2 separate regions of the Homo sapiens genome follow, and region 2 is linked to region 1. A link is a contact called in ENCODE Hi-C or POLR2A ChIA-PET data. All regions are on one chromosome and are shown on one strand. Each heading gives the region's core, a stretch centred on a gene start or an enhancer-like site at or near the end of the contact. The rest is flanking DNA. Distances are from core to core; before and after follow the strand shown. Region 1 holds the start of ZNHIT3 (zinc finger HIT-type containing 3). Region 2 holds the start of TADA2A (transcriptional adaptor 2A).

Region 1 (6,680 bases), core at 2,803-5,302:
AGGCAAAATTAATGTAAATATCCACCAATAAGAAAAATAAATATTAAAATGACCATACTACCCAAAGTAATCTAGAGTCAATGCAATCCCTATCAAAATACCAATGATCCTGTTCACAGAAATGTCAAAAAAAAATTCTAAAATTAATATGGAACCACAAAAGACCCCCAATAGCCAAAGCAATCCTGAGCAAACAGAACAAAGCTGGAGGCATCACCACTACTTGGCCTCGAAATATACTACAAAGCTATAATATCTAAACAGCATGGTACTAGCATAAAAATAGACACATAGATCAATGGAACAGAATAGAGAACCCAGATATAAATTCACACATTTACAGCCAACTGACTTTTCACAAAGGCACCAAGAGCATATACTGGGGAAAAAAGCACTCTTCAATAAATGGTACTGGAAAAATAGGATAACTGTAAGAATAACCATATGCAGAAGAATGAAACTAGATCCTTATCTGTCACCATATATAAATATCAAAATGGATTAAAGACCTAAATGTAAGACCTGAAACTACTACAAGAAAACACAGGGGAAATGCTTCAGGACATTGGTCTAGGCAAAGATTTTATGAATAAAATCTCAAAAACACAGGCAAGAAAAGCAAAAATAGGCAAATGGAATTCTATTACACAAAAAAGCTTCTGTACAACAAAGGAAACAATAGAATGAAGAGACAACCCACAGGATGGGAGAAAATATTTGCAAAATATTCACTTGACAAAGGATTAATATCTAGAATACACAAGGAGCTCAACAGCCAAAAAAAAAAAAAAAAAAAAATTAAGTGGACAAATGGGCCGGGCATGGTGGCTCACCCCTGTAATCCCAGCCCTTTGGGAGGCCGAGGCAGGTGGATCACCTGAGGTCAAGAGCTCAAGACCAGCCTGGCCAACATGGTGAAACCTTGTCTCTACTAAAAATACAAAAATCAGCCAGCAGGCACCTGTAATCCCAGCTACTTTGGAGGCTGAGGCAGGAGAATCACCTGAACCCTGGAAGCGGAGGTTGCAGTAAGCAGAGACTGCGCCACTGTACTCCAGCCCGGGCGACAAGAGCAAGACTCTGTCTCAAAAAGAAAAAAAAAAAAAATGGGCAAATGAGCCAAACAGACACTTCTCAAAAGAAGACATATAAATGGCCAACAAGTACATGAAAAAATGTTCAACATCACTAATTATTAGGGACATGCAAGTCAAGACCACAATGAGGTATCATCTCACCACAGTAAGAATGGCTATTATCAAAAAGAAAAAAACATGTTGGCAAGGATGTGGAGAAAAGGGAACTCTTATACACTGCACTGTTATTGGGAATGTAAATTAGTATAGTCATTATGGAAAACAGCATAGAGGTTCCTAAAAAAAAACTACGAATAGAACTACCATATGATCCAGCAATCCCACTACTGTATATATATCCAAAGGAAATGAAATCAGTCTGCCGAAGAGATACCTGCACTCCTGCGTTTACTGCTAGTCACAACAGCCAAGATAAGGAATGAACCTAAGGATCCACCAACAGATGGATAAAGAAATGCGGTACATATATACACTGGATATTAGCCATAAAAAACCATGAAATCCTGTCACTTGCAGGAACATGGATGAGCCCAAAGAACATAATGTTAAGTGAAACAAGCCAGGCACCATAAGATGTTCTTGTTAACATGTGGATGCTAAGCAAGTTGATTTCACAGAAGTAGAGAGCAGAATAGTGGTAACTGGAGGCTAGGAAGAGTAGAGTGTAGGGGGCTAGGGAGAAGTTGCTTAATGGATACAAAATTACAGCTAGATGGGAGGAATAAGTTCTAGTGTTACACAGTACCTTAGTGTGACCATGTTGGCAGCAATTTATACTTTCAAATAGCTACAAGAGAGGATTGCGAGTGTTCCCAACATGAAGAAATGATTATTTGGGGCGAATATGCTAATTACCCTAATTTGATCCTTAAACATTGTATACAGGTATCGAAGTATCACACTGTAACTCAAATTGTATGCAATTATGTGTCAATTAAAAACAAATATTAAAAAGAAAAATCAACCAATAGGAGGCTTTATATAAATAATGGTCGTACCAACTATATAATGAAATAACATACAGTCCTTTAAGTCAGTGAGCTAGAACTTGTATGCACTAGTCTTTATTTTTAATTTTTTTAATTTTTTTTTAGATGGAGTCTCACTCTGTTGCCCAGGCTGGAGTGCAGTGGTGCAGTCTTGGCTCACTGCAACCTGCGTCTCCATGGTTCAAGCAATTATCCTGCCTCAGCCTCCTAAGTAGCTGGGATTACAGGCGCGCACCTCCACACCCAGCTTATTTTTGTATTTTTAGTAGAGATGTGGTTTCATAATGTTGGCCAGGCTGGTCTCGAACTCCTGACCTCAGGTGATCCACCCACCTTGGCATCCCAAAGTGCTGGGATTACAGGCATGAGCCACTGCGCCCAGCCTGTATGCACTAGGTTTTAAAAAGTGCCCAATATATAAACTCAAATGAGGATGTTGGGTACAGTCTCATTGCTGAGATTCTAAAAGCTAAAAAAAAAAGTTCTATATATTGGTACAAGAGTGGAAATAAGCTGAAAGAATCTACATCAAGCTTTTTTTTTTTTTTTTTTTGAGACAGTCTTGCTGTCTCCCAGGCTGGAGTGCAGTGGTACGATCCTGGCTCACTGCAACCTCCTCCTCCCAGGCTCAAGCGATCTTCCCACCTCTGCTTCCTGAGTAGCTGGGACCACTGGCACAGGCCACCACGCCTGGCTTTGTTTGTTTATAGAGACGGGGTTTCGCTATGTTGCCCAGGCTGGTCTCAAACTCCTGAGCTCAAATGATCCGCCCGCCTCGGCCTCCCAAAGTGCTGGGATTACAGGCGTGACCCACCGCGCCCCACCTACATCAAACTTTTTTTTTTCTTTTTTTTTCCAGACTGAGTCTGGCTCTGTAGCCCAGGCTGGAGTGCAGTGGTGCGATTTCGGCTCACTACAACCTCCGCCTCCCGGGTTCAAGCGATTCTCCTGCCTCAGCCTCCTGAGTAGCTGGGATTACAGGCGCGCACCTCGCCCGCCTAATTTTTGTATTTTTAGTAGAGACGGAGTTTCACCATGTTGGCCAGGCTGGTCTCGAACTCCTGGGCTCAGGTGATCCACCCGCCTTGGCCTCTCAAAGTGCCGGGACCACAGGCGTGAGCCACCGCGCCCGGCCAGGTCACTTCTTTTTAACTGTACAAAAGTGTGTTCACATCATACACAGAACTTACTTGGTTCTTTTTTTCTCTTAACAAATCAAGGACGTCTCCTTGTATTGTACATGGACTTACCTCTTTGTTTCTAACAAGACATTATTTACACGAGTGAAAATACTGTTAAAGTTAGCGCAGTTTCAGCCAAATGGTGAGGGGCTACATCAGAATACTGAGGAAGAAACTGCTAGGGTAGACCTCGGTGGGAAAAGCAATCGGAAACTATTTCTAAGCAAAAAAGAGTAACACGCAGAAGGAGAAGCGGGGTAGAAGAAAGGCTACTGACCAAAACCCTGAGAGCGATTACAGGCAGGGACAACAGAGGGAACTGTCCGACACACAGAGACACCAGGGACCAAGTCAGAGGAAGCAAGGTTCCTGCAGAACCCGCGGAGACCCGAGGCGGGAAAGGAAGCGCAGCCCAAGGGTCCACGCCCCCAAGACGGAGGCTGGACGTGGGGGCTGCCCCGTGCGCAGTGGTACGAGGGCTGGCGGGGACGGGGCTCACCTTTGTGCTTCCGGAAGCAGACTACCGAGCAGCTGTAACAACAGAGGCCACAGGCCGCGTCAGCCCCGAGGGTCCCCGGCCCCTCCAGCAGCCCGCCCGCTCCCGCCCGGCCTCCCGGCCTCCCGCCCTCCCGCCATGGCCGGACACCCGCGCCCCTGGACCCCGCGACCTCCCCGCTCACTAGGGCACGCGGCAGGCTGGACAGCGGTATTTGGGCTTCTCCAAGCAGATCACGCAGACGACGGTGCTACATTTGAGCGACGCCATGGTTTTGTGGAAGGAGACTGTTCACTGCGCCGCCGCGCGCCTCTCACGCAGCCGCGCCCGCGTGCACGCCCCTTTTTCCGTTTCCTAAACGGGGACCAATCAGCGCTCAGCAGGTAGGCAAAAGCAATGGACTGATCCTGCTCACTGTTCCAGCCCTCGTACTTAGAGCGTCGATACACTCGATGCGCATCTATTAGCTGCGTCCCAGGTTTTCCTTGATTAGATCACAGCGTCGAAGAACTTGTTATGTAGCCCAGTCCCTGTCCCTATGCGGCCGTGTGGCTTGGAGCAAGCCATCGACACTGTCCAGGTGTGTTGCCCCGCATGTAAAAAAGAAAACAATACATGGAACTAAACGTCCTTTACTTTCTGGCTGGGACTTCCTGAATCTTGCAGGGACATTGGGGTTCATCCGCCCATCTCATCTGCTTATTCTTGGCAAAGGACAAGTCCAGACATTGGGCGAACCAGAATCGGTTGGATCACGCAGTAGACAGGAACCTGCCCTTCCCAACCTAGACCATTTTTCACTGGGGAAAGAAAGATGAGCCTGAACAGTGGCAAATGTTTGAGCTCCAACTGTGAGCCCTTCCGGGCTGGGGACCCCCCGGGGTCTTCTAATGAAGAAGTCGTCTCTGTCCCCTGGGAACTAAATGCTTAGAGTGAAAGTAGGACGGGGAAACGGGGAGGAAAGAGACTCACTCTTAGAGTCCTGCCGTCGCTACCCTGCACCTGCACGCCCCTGAGACTGAGTGCTTCTTAAATTTTGCACTCTAGGCTCCTCACACCTCCCCCTAGTCCCGGAAGCTAATTGACCAGGAAGCAGGCCAGTGACCACTAGTCCCAAGACGGGGATCCCAGGCAGATGAGTCTGGATAGATGGGCTATGATGGGACTTGAATGCCACCACAAACTTTAGGTTTAGAAAAAGTAATGTTTTTTGTTGTTTGTTTTTTAAGGAAATTTGCTTGCAGCTAGGCATGGCCCAGCCTTACCTTAGCTCCCATCCTACCTGCACTGGGCCCTCCCAGGGCCATAAATCACCCTTACTCCCAAGTGCCTCCTCTTCTGTGTTGGCCGTTCAGCCTTCAGGGTCCCTCTTCAATAAAGGTGTCTGCAGGGATGTATCTGCAACAACCGAGGCAGTGGTTTGAACCTTGGCTCAACCCCCTCCCTGGCTGTGTGACCTGGAGGGGTTGGTTACCCCCTCTGAGCTCCCTCATCTATTAAAGTGGATGTTTGGGCCTACTTTCCTGAGCTGTTGTAAAGCAGAGAGGAGACCATGTGCAAAAGTTTTGTAATCAGAAGTGCTACCTGATATCTAGAAAGAGTCTTAACTCTCATGGATCTCCGTCTGGACCGCATGAACATAGGTCCCAGGCCCCAAGCCATGCTCTCCAAAACAGTTCTGCCGCCTGCTTCTTGAGTGGGAGGTGAGTAATTATCCTTCCTTTGGGCGTGGCGACCCAGTCCAGTCCTCAGTGCTGAAGCTGCTGGGCCCTCTGGCCACCTGCCTGTCCTGCTTGCAGCTGCCCCAGCCTCCAACTTCTGCCCAGGACCCAGCTTAGAATCCAAAACGGGTCCACACAGGCCCAGTAACCCGCAGCGTTCCTCATATTGTTCAACAGTTGTACCACTGATGATTTGAACTTGAAGCATCCCAGAAAGTCCAAGCTTACCTGGGAAGGCCAGAGAAGGCCAGTGACTTGTCCAGGGCCATATTTAAATCCTGTGCCAAGTCGGGCATGGTCGCATCAGCCTGTAGTCCCAGCTACTTAGAAAGTTGAGGCTGGAGGCTCACTTGAGCCCAGGAGTTCAAGGCTGCAGTGAGCTATGATTGTGCCACTGCATTCCAGCCTGGATGACAGAGAGAGAGAGACCCCGTCTTAAAGACGAAAAATTTAGGCCAGGCGCAGTGGCTCACGCCTGTGATCCCAGCACTTTGGGAGGCCAAAGCAGGCAGATCACTTGAGGCCAGGAGTTCAAGACCAGCCTGGCTAACATAGCAAAACCCTGTCTGTACTAAAAATAGAAAAAATTAACTGGGTGTGGTGGTGCACGCCTGTAATCCCAACTACTAGAGAGGCTGAGGCACAAGAATCGCCGGAACTCTAGAGGCAGAGATTGTAGTGAGCCAAGATCATGCCACTGCACTCCAGCCTGGGCGACAGAGCAAGACTCTGTCTCTAAAAATTAAAAAAAAAAAAATTTAATTTAAAATCCTGTGCCCCACCAGGTAAGGTGGCTCACGCCAGTAATCCTAGCACTTTGGGAGGCCAAGGCGGGCACATGGCTTGAGCCCAGGAGTTCAAGACCAGCCTGGGCAACATGGCAAAAACCCATCTCTACCCAAAAAGATACAAAAATTAGCGGGGGGCAGTGGCTTGAGCCTGTAATCCCAGCTACTGGGGAGGCTGAGGTGGGAAAATCGCTTGAGCCCAGGAGGTGGAGGTTGCAGTGAGTGGAGATCACGCCACTGCACTCCGGCCTGGGTGACAGAGCAGGACCTTGTCTCAAAAGGAAGAGAGAGAGAGAAAAAAAAACAAAAGATCCTGTACACTGTCTGGCACGGGTAGAAATTTGCCCACTGTGGCGGACTCACCACTGTCTGCTTGATTTGTCCTGTGATGTGTGTACCAAGGCTGAG
Region 2 (6,680 bases), core at 3,034-5,533, 920 kb before region 1:
TGTAATGTTGAAAAATTATTCCACCTCTGAAAACCTGTTTCTTCCTCTGTAGTGGGTATAACAGTGCCTACCTTCCAAAGTTGTGAGAATTAAATGTTATAATCAAATATCATAATCCATATAAGTAATGTAGCATGGTACCTGGTCCTCTATAAATGCTACATATTTTTCTTTTTTATGAGGAAGGATCTGGGTCTATGGGGCACTGAGGGTGGCAGGGGCAAATGCTACATATTTCTAATAAACAACTGTTGGCTTTCTCTACTCAGCATCATTTCTCTCCTTAGCTGCCATCTTTATTTGGGAAACTGACCCTCCCACATTTCATGTGATACTGGTGGGGCTGCCAATCACAATACCCCATTCCCCACCCCTGACAAAAGCTAAAGCAACCAGGTCTCTTCTTCCAGAAATCTGGATCTTGAGTAAGACATGAAAGGACAGAAGGCAGTTGGAGCTTAGTTATTCACTAGAATTCATTCAAAGAATTCAGTCCATGTGCTCTGGCTGTTGAAATCCCTAGCCCCAGGTGGCTCAACTGTTTAACTCTTCTCTCATTTCTCTCTCTTTAATAAACTTTAATAAACTCAACTTTAATCATAAGACTGAACGAGTTTCTGTAACTGGAAACCAAAAAATCCTATCTATTACAACATACATTTGTTCCTCACTCTTTCAACAAGTACGTAACAGGGCCAGGCACAGTGGCTCATGCCTGTAATCCCAGCACTCTGGGAGGCTGACGTGGGAGGATTACTGGGACCCAGGAGTTCAAGACCAGCCTGGGCAACATAGGGAGACCCCATCTCTTAAAAAAAAAAAAAAAAAGTTAGCCGGGTACAGTGGCCCATGCTTATGGTTCCAGCTACTCAGGAGGATGAGGTGGAACGCTTGGGCCTAGGAGGTCGAGGATGCAGTGAGCCACCACTGCACTCCAGCTTGGAGGACAGACTAAGTCTCTTTTTCTTTTTTTTTTGGAGACACAGTCTGGCTCTGTTGCCCAGGCTGGAGTACTCATTGCAACCTCTGCCTCCCAGGTTCAAGGGATTCTCATTCTCCATTTGGTTCTCATTTTTGATTCTTGTGTCTTGTGCCTCAGCCTCCTGAGAAGCTGGGATTACAAGCATGTGCCACCACCATACCTGGCTAATTGTTTTGTATTTTTAGGAGAGACAGGGTTTCACCATGTTGGCCAGGCTGGTCTCGAACTCTTGGCCTCAAGTGATCCGCCCACCTCGGCCTCCAAAAGTGCTGGAGTGCTGGGATTACAAGTGTGAGCCACCATGCCTGGCCCAAAGTATCTTCTTTGAAGCAGAAATAAAATAATATTTTACACTAAGTCAAAAAATAATCCTTCTTCTGTACACTCACAGCTTTTTGTTTTTGTTTTTGTTTTTTTTTGAGACTAAGTCTCGCTCTCGTTGCCTAGGCTGGAATGCAATGGCACGATCTCAGCTCACTGCAACTTCCGCCTCCCGGGTTCAAGCGAGTCTCCTGCCTCAGCCTCCCAATTAGCTGGGATTACAGGCGCGGGCCACCAGGCCTGGCTAATTTTTGTATTTTTAGTAGAGACGGGGTTTCACCATGTTGGCCAGGCTGGTCTCGAACTCCTGACCTCAGGCGATCTGCCCACCTCAGCCTCCCCAAGTGCTGGGATTACAGGCATGAGCCACCGCACCCGGCCCACTCACAGCTTTTTATCTGGCATTTTTCACATTCTACTTTGTGAGTATTACTTCTGAATGTCTATTTTCCCCCACTTCTAAATTAAGTGAAAGCAGGCTGGGTGTGGTAGCTCATGTCTGTAACTCCAGCACTTTGGGAGACTGAGGCAGATGAATCTCCAGAGGTCAGGAGTTTCAGACCAGCCTGGGCAACATAGTGAGAACCCCGTCTCTACCAAAAATACAAAAAAATTTGCTTGGCGTGGTGGCGGGCGCCTATAATCCCAGCTACTCGGGAGGCTGAGGCATGAGAGTTGCTTGAACCAGGCAGGTGGAGGTTGCAGTGAGCCGAGATTGTGCCACTGCACTCCAGCCTGGGCGACAGTGCAAGATCCTGTCTCAAAAATAAATAATAAATAAGTGAAAGCAGAGACTATATCGGATACCTATCTGTATGCTTTTAAAATGCCAAGCATACAGGAGGAATACAATAAACACATAGTAGTGGACTAATAAATGTTAATTCTACAAAAGGTTAATTTATCTTTAGCTTTTCTGAAGTGATTTTTTTCACCCTGGTAATTTTTAGCTTGGAGAATAATTCATCACTAAGTGTGGGCAACATTTCTGCTAACGCTGCCATCAAAGAACTTTCCCTTTTTGGGGTGGGGTAGGTCTCCCTTTGCTGTCCTCTCAGGAAAAGTTGAGCTCTGAAGAAAAATGAGTCTAGCAAGGGTGTATTACGAACGCAGCAATCAAATAACTGCCAAATTTACTGAACTTTTTCAATTTGCTAGGTACCCGTGGGTACCAAGGTGTGGGGATTCTTTGAATCCTCACTCCCACACTTTTGGGGCAAGCTGCTTTTTCAAAAGCAAGCAAGCTCTGAAAGAGTATGTTACTTGCGCAGTGTCTTACAAGGGATAGCTGTGTCATTTCAAATACAGATGTCAAGGCTGGACGCAGTGGCTCACGCCTGTAATCCCAGCACTTTAGCAGGCCGAGGCAGGCAGATCACCTGAAGTCGGCAGTTCGAGATCAGCCTGACCAACATGTAGAAACCCTGTCTCTACTAAAAATACAAAATTAGCTGGGCGTGGTGGCGTATGCCTGTAATCCAGCTACTTGGGAGGCTGAGGCAAGAGAACTGCTTGAACCCGGGAGGTGGAGGTTGCGGTGGGCTGAGAACGCGCTGTTGCACTCTGGCCTGAGCAACAAGTGTGAAACTCCCTCTCAAAAAACAAAAACAAAAACAGACGTCCAGTAAAGGATGCACAGTCAATAGGGACTGATCAACACTCGAAAAAGCACAGTAGGAGGCCGGGTGCGGTGGCTCACGCCTGTAATCTCAGCACTTTGGGAGTCCCAGGTGGGCAGATAACCTGAGGTCAGGAGTTCGAGATCAACCTGGCCAACACAGCGAAACCCCATCTCTACTAAAAATACAAAAAATAGCCAGGTGTGGTGGCGGGCGCCTGTAATCCCAGGTACTCGGGAGGCTGAGGCAGGAGAATCGCTTGAACCTGGGAGGCAGAAGTTGCAGTGTGTTGAGATGGCGCCATTGCACTCCAGCCTGGGCGAAAGAAACGCCATCTCAAAAAATAAAAAAATAGTAGGGCCGGGCGTGGTGGCTCACGCCTGTAATCCCAGCACTTTGGGAGGCCGAGGCGGAAGGATCACTTGAGGTCAGGAGTTCGAGACCAGCCTGGCCAACATGGTGAAACCCCACCTCTGCTGAAAATACAAATATTAGCTGGGCGTGGTGGCCCACGCCTCAGGCACGAGAATCGCTTGAGCCTGGGAGGCGGAGATTGCAGTGAGCCGCGATCGTGCCACTGCACTGCAGTACAGCCTAGGAGAAAAAAAAAAAAAGGCAAAAAAGCACAATATTGCAGTCTGCAGAATCTTCTTTCTCCCCCTTTCACAAGAGACCACATTCTGACACCAACTTCCGTGGAAACACTGGCGCTAGCTCCAAACTAACAATCGCCAAATTCGAATCAGTTACCGGGAGAAGGAAGTGAGGCACTTCGCCGGGCAGGAGTCCACGTTGGGAGGAGGAAAGGCGCAGGCTCCCGAGTTGTGGAGCCAACGTTCAAATCCTTACGGGGTGGGACCGGCCTGGGCCAGTCATTTTACCTGCGCCTCAGCTCTAACAGGGTACTGAAATACCTACTTTGGGGGGCCTGCTAGGAAATTCAAATGGGCAACGCTGGTCAGGGGCATCTGGCACAGTGGCCATTCTTGGTAGAGCTACGCGCTCCAGGGCTGAGCGGGAAATGGCGAGGCCGGGGCACTGGGGCACCGCCCAGACGCGGGGCGGGCCCCCGGGGTCAGGCCCGGCCCCACACCGCCCTCCCCCACAGAGCGGCGAGGCCCGCCGCTGCCCGCCCGCCGGCCCGCCAGCCTGCCGCGTCAAGCCCGCCGCCGGGGCCCGCAGCCCGCGACTCCTCCCCCGCCGCACCTCGTGGCCCCCGCTTCTCCCTAGTCCCGCTAGAGGGGCTCGCGCTCCGCCACCCGCCCGCCCGCCCGCCCAGCGCTGCCTGGCGCCTCACCTCGCCGAGACCCCCTAATCCGCGCCAAAGAGCCGCCGGTCGCGCGCGCCTCCGGGCTTTGCGTGCGCGCCCCCGGGCGGCGCAGTGGCGAGCGCGCCGCGTGCCGCGCGCCCGCCGCCTCCGCCCCTCGGCCGTGGAGGCCCCCGCCGGGTGCTGAGCGCCCGCCACCGCCCTCTTGGCCTTTTCCCGGTCCCCGCCGCGCGCCTGCTGCTGTCCCCGTGCCCGAGGACTGGGAGGATGGGGCTGAGCCGCTTGCCTGACTTTTGATCCGACCAGTAATCACTTTGCCCGTGTGGCGCGTGGCCCGTTGCCTGAGGCTTCCTGGCGCGTGGGGCTGTTTGGTCCCCTCCGGAGTGCGGTGAGGCGGGCCGAGCCGGGACTGCCTGGGTTTGGGGATAACGTTCCCATCTCCACCCCTGTTGCAGCAAGGGAAATTGAGGCTGAGGGAACTGGGCCCAGGGACGGCGAGCCGTGGCGCCTCTCCAGTCCGGGCCCCGAAGGGCTGCTCGTGGATGAACCAGACTGATTTTAAGGGGTGAAGAGGGTGCGTTTCAATCAGATGCTCCTGGAACGTCGAAATTGTCTTCTTTGGAAAGAACCATCCCCTCTTTGGGCTTCAGAGGCCCAAATTGAGGCGCAATGATGAGAGGATGTGGTGGTCTACTCTGATGTCAATCTTGAGGGCTAGGTATGTCCCAAGATCTCTTATTACTGCTGTTAATGATGATTCTAATAGCTACCATTTGTCGAGTACTTATTGCATGCCAGACATTGCACAAAGCAGGTTACACATACGGTCTCATTTAAAACTTGTGAGGTAGGCACCTGTTGTTATCCCTATTTTCCAGGTGAAGAAATCTAGGCACTGACATAAATAACTTGGGATCACACTGCTAGGAAGTACTGGGGAAGGGAATTCAAACCATGGTTTATCTGAACTATATAACTGTTACATCTATTTAGAAGTCTGCCTTTGATAAATTTGCCCAACCTTTTTTTAGAATTCACTTACACTTTATGCCTGTGTGAACCCTTTCATTCTTTTTTGGTATATGCATAATACAAGTTCATTCCAAAAAAAAAAAAAAAAAAAAGCCCTGCCGGGCGCGGTGGCTCACGCCTGTAATTCCAGCACTTTGGCAGGCCGAGGCGGGCGGATCACAGGGTCTGGAGTTCTAGACCAGCCTGACCAACATGGTGAAATCCCGTCTCTACTAAAAATACAAAAAATTACGCGGGTGTGGTGGCAGGCACCTGTAATCCCAGCTACTCCGGAGGCTGAGGCAGTAGAATCGCTTGAACCCTGGGGGCAGAGGTTACAATGAGCCAAGATCTTGCCATTCCACTCCAGCCTGGGCAACGAGAGCGAAACTCTGTCTCAAAAAGAAAAGAAAAGGAAAGAAAAACCACCTCCCACCAGGTTAAATAAATAATTAACATTTTGGTATGTACCCTTCCAGACATTTTCCTATGCATCACATCAATAAATATATGATAGGATATTTTACATTTGATGTATCCTGAAGATTAATTCAACAAATGTTTAGTGAGTAGGCTTGTTGTAGGTGCTGGGAATTCAGCAGTGAACAAAACAAAGTCTCTGCCTCATGGAGCTCATATTATAGTAGGGAAGACTGTCAATAAGCAATATACACATTACTAAATGATAGATAATGCCCAGTAATGTGGCAAGTTTTATGGAAAAATAAATCAGGATAAAAGGATAAGAGTGATATGGGGATTCTCTTAGTTAGGGTAGATAAGGAAGGCCTCTTAGCTAAGGAGGCACATAAATATCTGATCATTTAATGAGAGAAGGAGCAACATGGATTTCTAGAGGGAAACTATCCTAGAAGAGAAGCAGCAAGTGCAGTGACCCTGAAATGGGGATTTGTTTGGCATGGAGAAAGGGCAAGACCAGTGTGGCTGGAGCACAGCAAATGAGAGAAATTAGATGGAAATCAAGGCAGATCATGTATCATCTGGTAAGGTTTGGATTTTATTGGGAAGTGACAGAATATGACGAAGGGTTGAGAGCAAAGGAGTAGCTTTGCTGTAAAAGGATCACTGTGGGCTGGGAGCGGTGGCTCACACCTGTAATCCCATCACTTTGGGAGGCCGAGGCAGGCGGATCACTTGAGGTTAGAAGTTCGAGACCAGCCTGGTCAACATGGTGAAACCTCATCTCTACTAAAAATACAAAAAAAATTAGCTGGGCATTGTGACGGGCGCCTGTAATCCCAGCTACTCGGGAGGCTGAGGTAGGAGAATCACTTGAACCTGGGAGGTGGAGGTTGCAGTGAGCCAAGATTGTGCCACTACACTCAAGCCTGGGCAACAGAGTGAAACTGCATCTCAAAAAAAAAAAAAAAAAAAAAATCACTGTGGCAGCTGTGTGGAGAATGGATGGTAGAAATATTAAAATTGCCCTTTGCCTGGTGAAGTGGTGTGTACCTGTAAT

Evidence for each region. Hi-C counts contacts between places; a loop is a spot of excess contacts on that map. ChIA-PET counts read pairs that join two places held with the same protein, here RNA polymerase II (POLR2A). Pooled maps may share reads with other maps.
Region 2: a loop to region 1 is called in a map with no recorded cell type, with 7 times the contacts of the local background. The contact joins the promoter of TADA2A here to the promoter of ZNHIT3 in region 1. A Hi-C loop is called at or near these places in 1 of 37 single-sample maps with no recorded cell type and 6 of 50 pooled maps. POLR2A ChIA-PET finds 5 or more read pairs at or near these places in 1 of 52 experiments (A673).

The regions. Positions count from the first base shown.
Region 1 is chr17:36,484,053-36,490,732 of GRCh38, reverse strand. It overlaps ZNHIT3 (zinc finger HIT-type containing 3), which reads right to left and starts at 4,052. Exons shown (of 5, transcript NM_004773.4): 1 at 3,948-4,052; 2 at 3,767-3,798. The coding sequence starts at 4,033. LOC105371749 (a long non-coding RNA gene) reads left to right here and starts at 4,054. Exons shown (of 3, transcript XR_934710.4): 1 at 4,054-4,146. RefSeq lists an enhancer at 3,398-4,331.
Region 2 is chr17:37,404,489-37,411,168 of GRCh38, reverse strand. It overlaps TADA2A (transcriptional adaptor 2A), which reads right to left and starts at 4,283. Exons shown (of 16, transcript NM_001166105.3): 1 at 4,220-4,283. ACACA (acetyl-CoA carboxylase alpha) reads left to right here and starts at 4,333. Exons shown (of 56, transcript NM_198834.3): 1 at 4,333-4,907. The coding sequence starts at 4,870. RefSeq lists an enhancer at 2,467-3,151.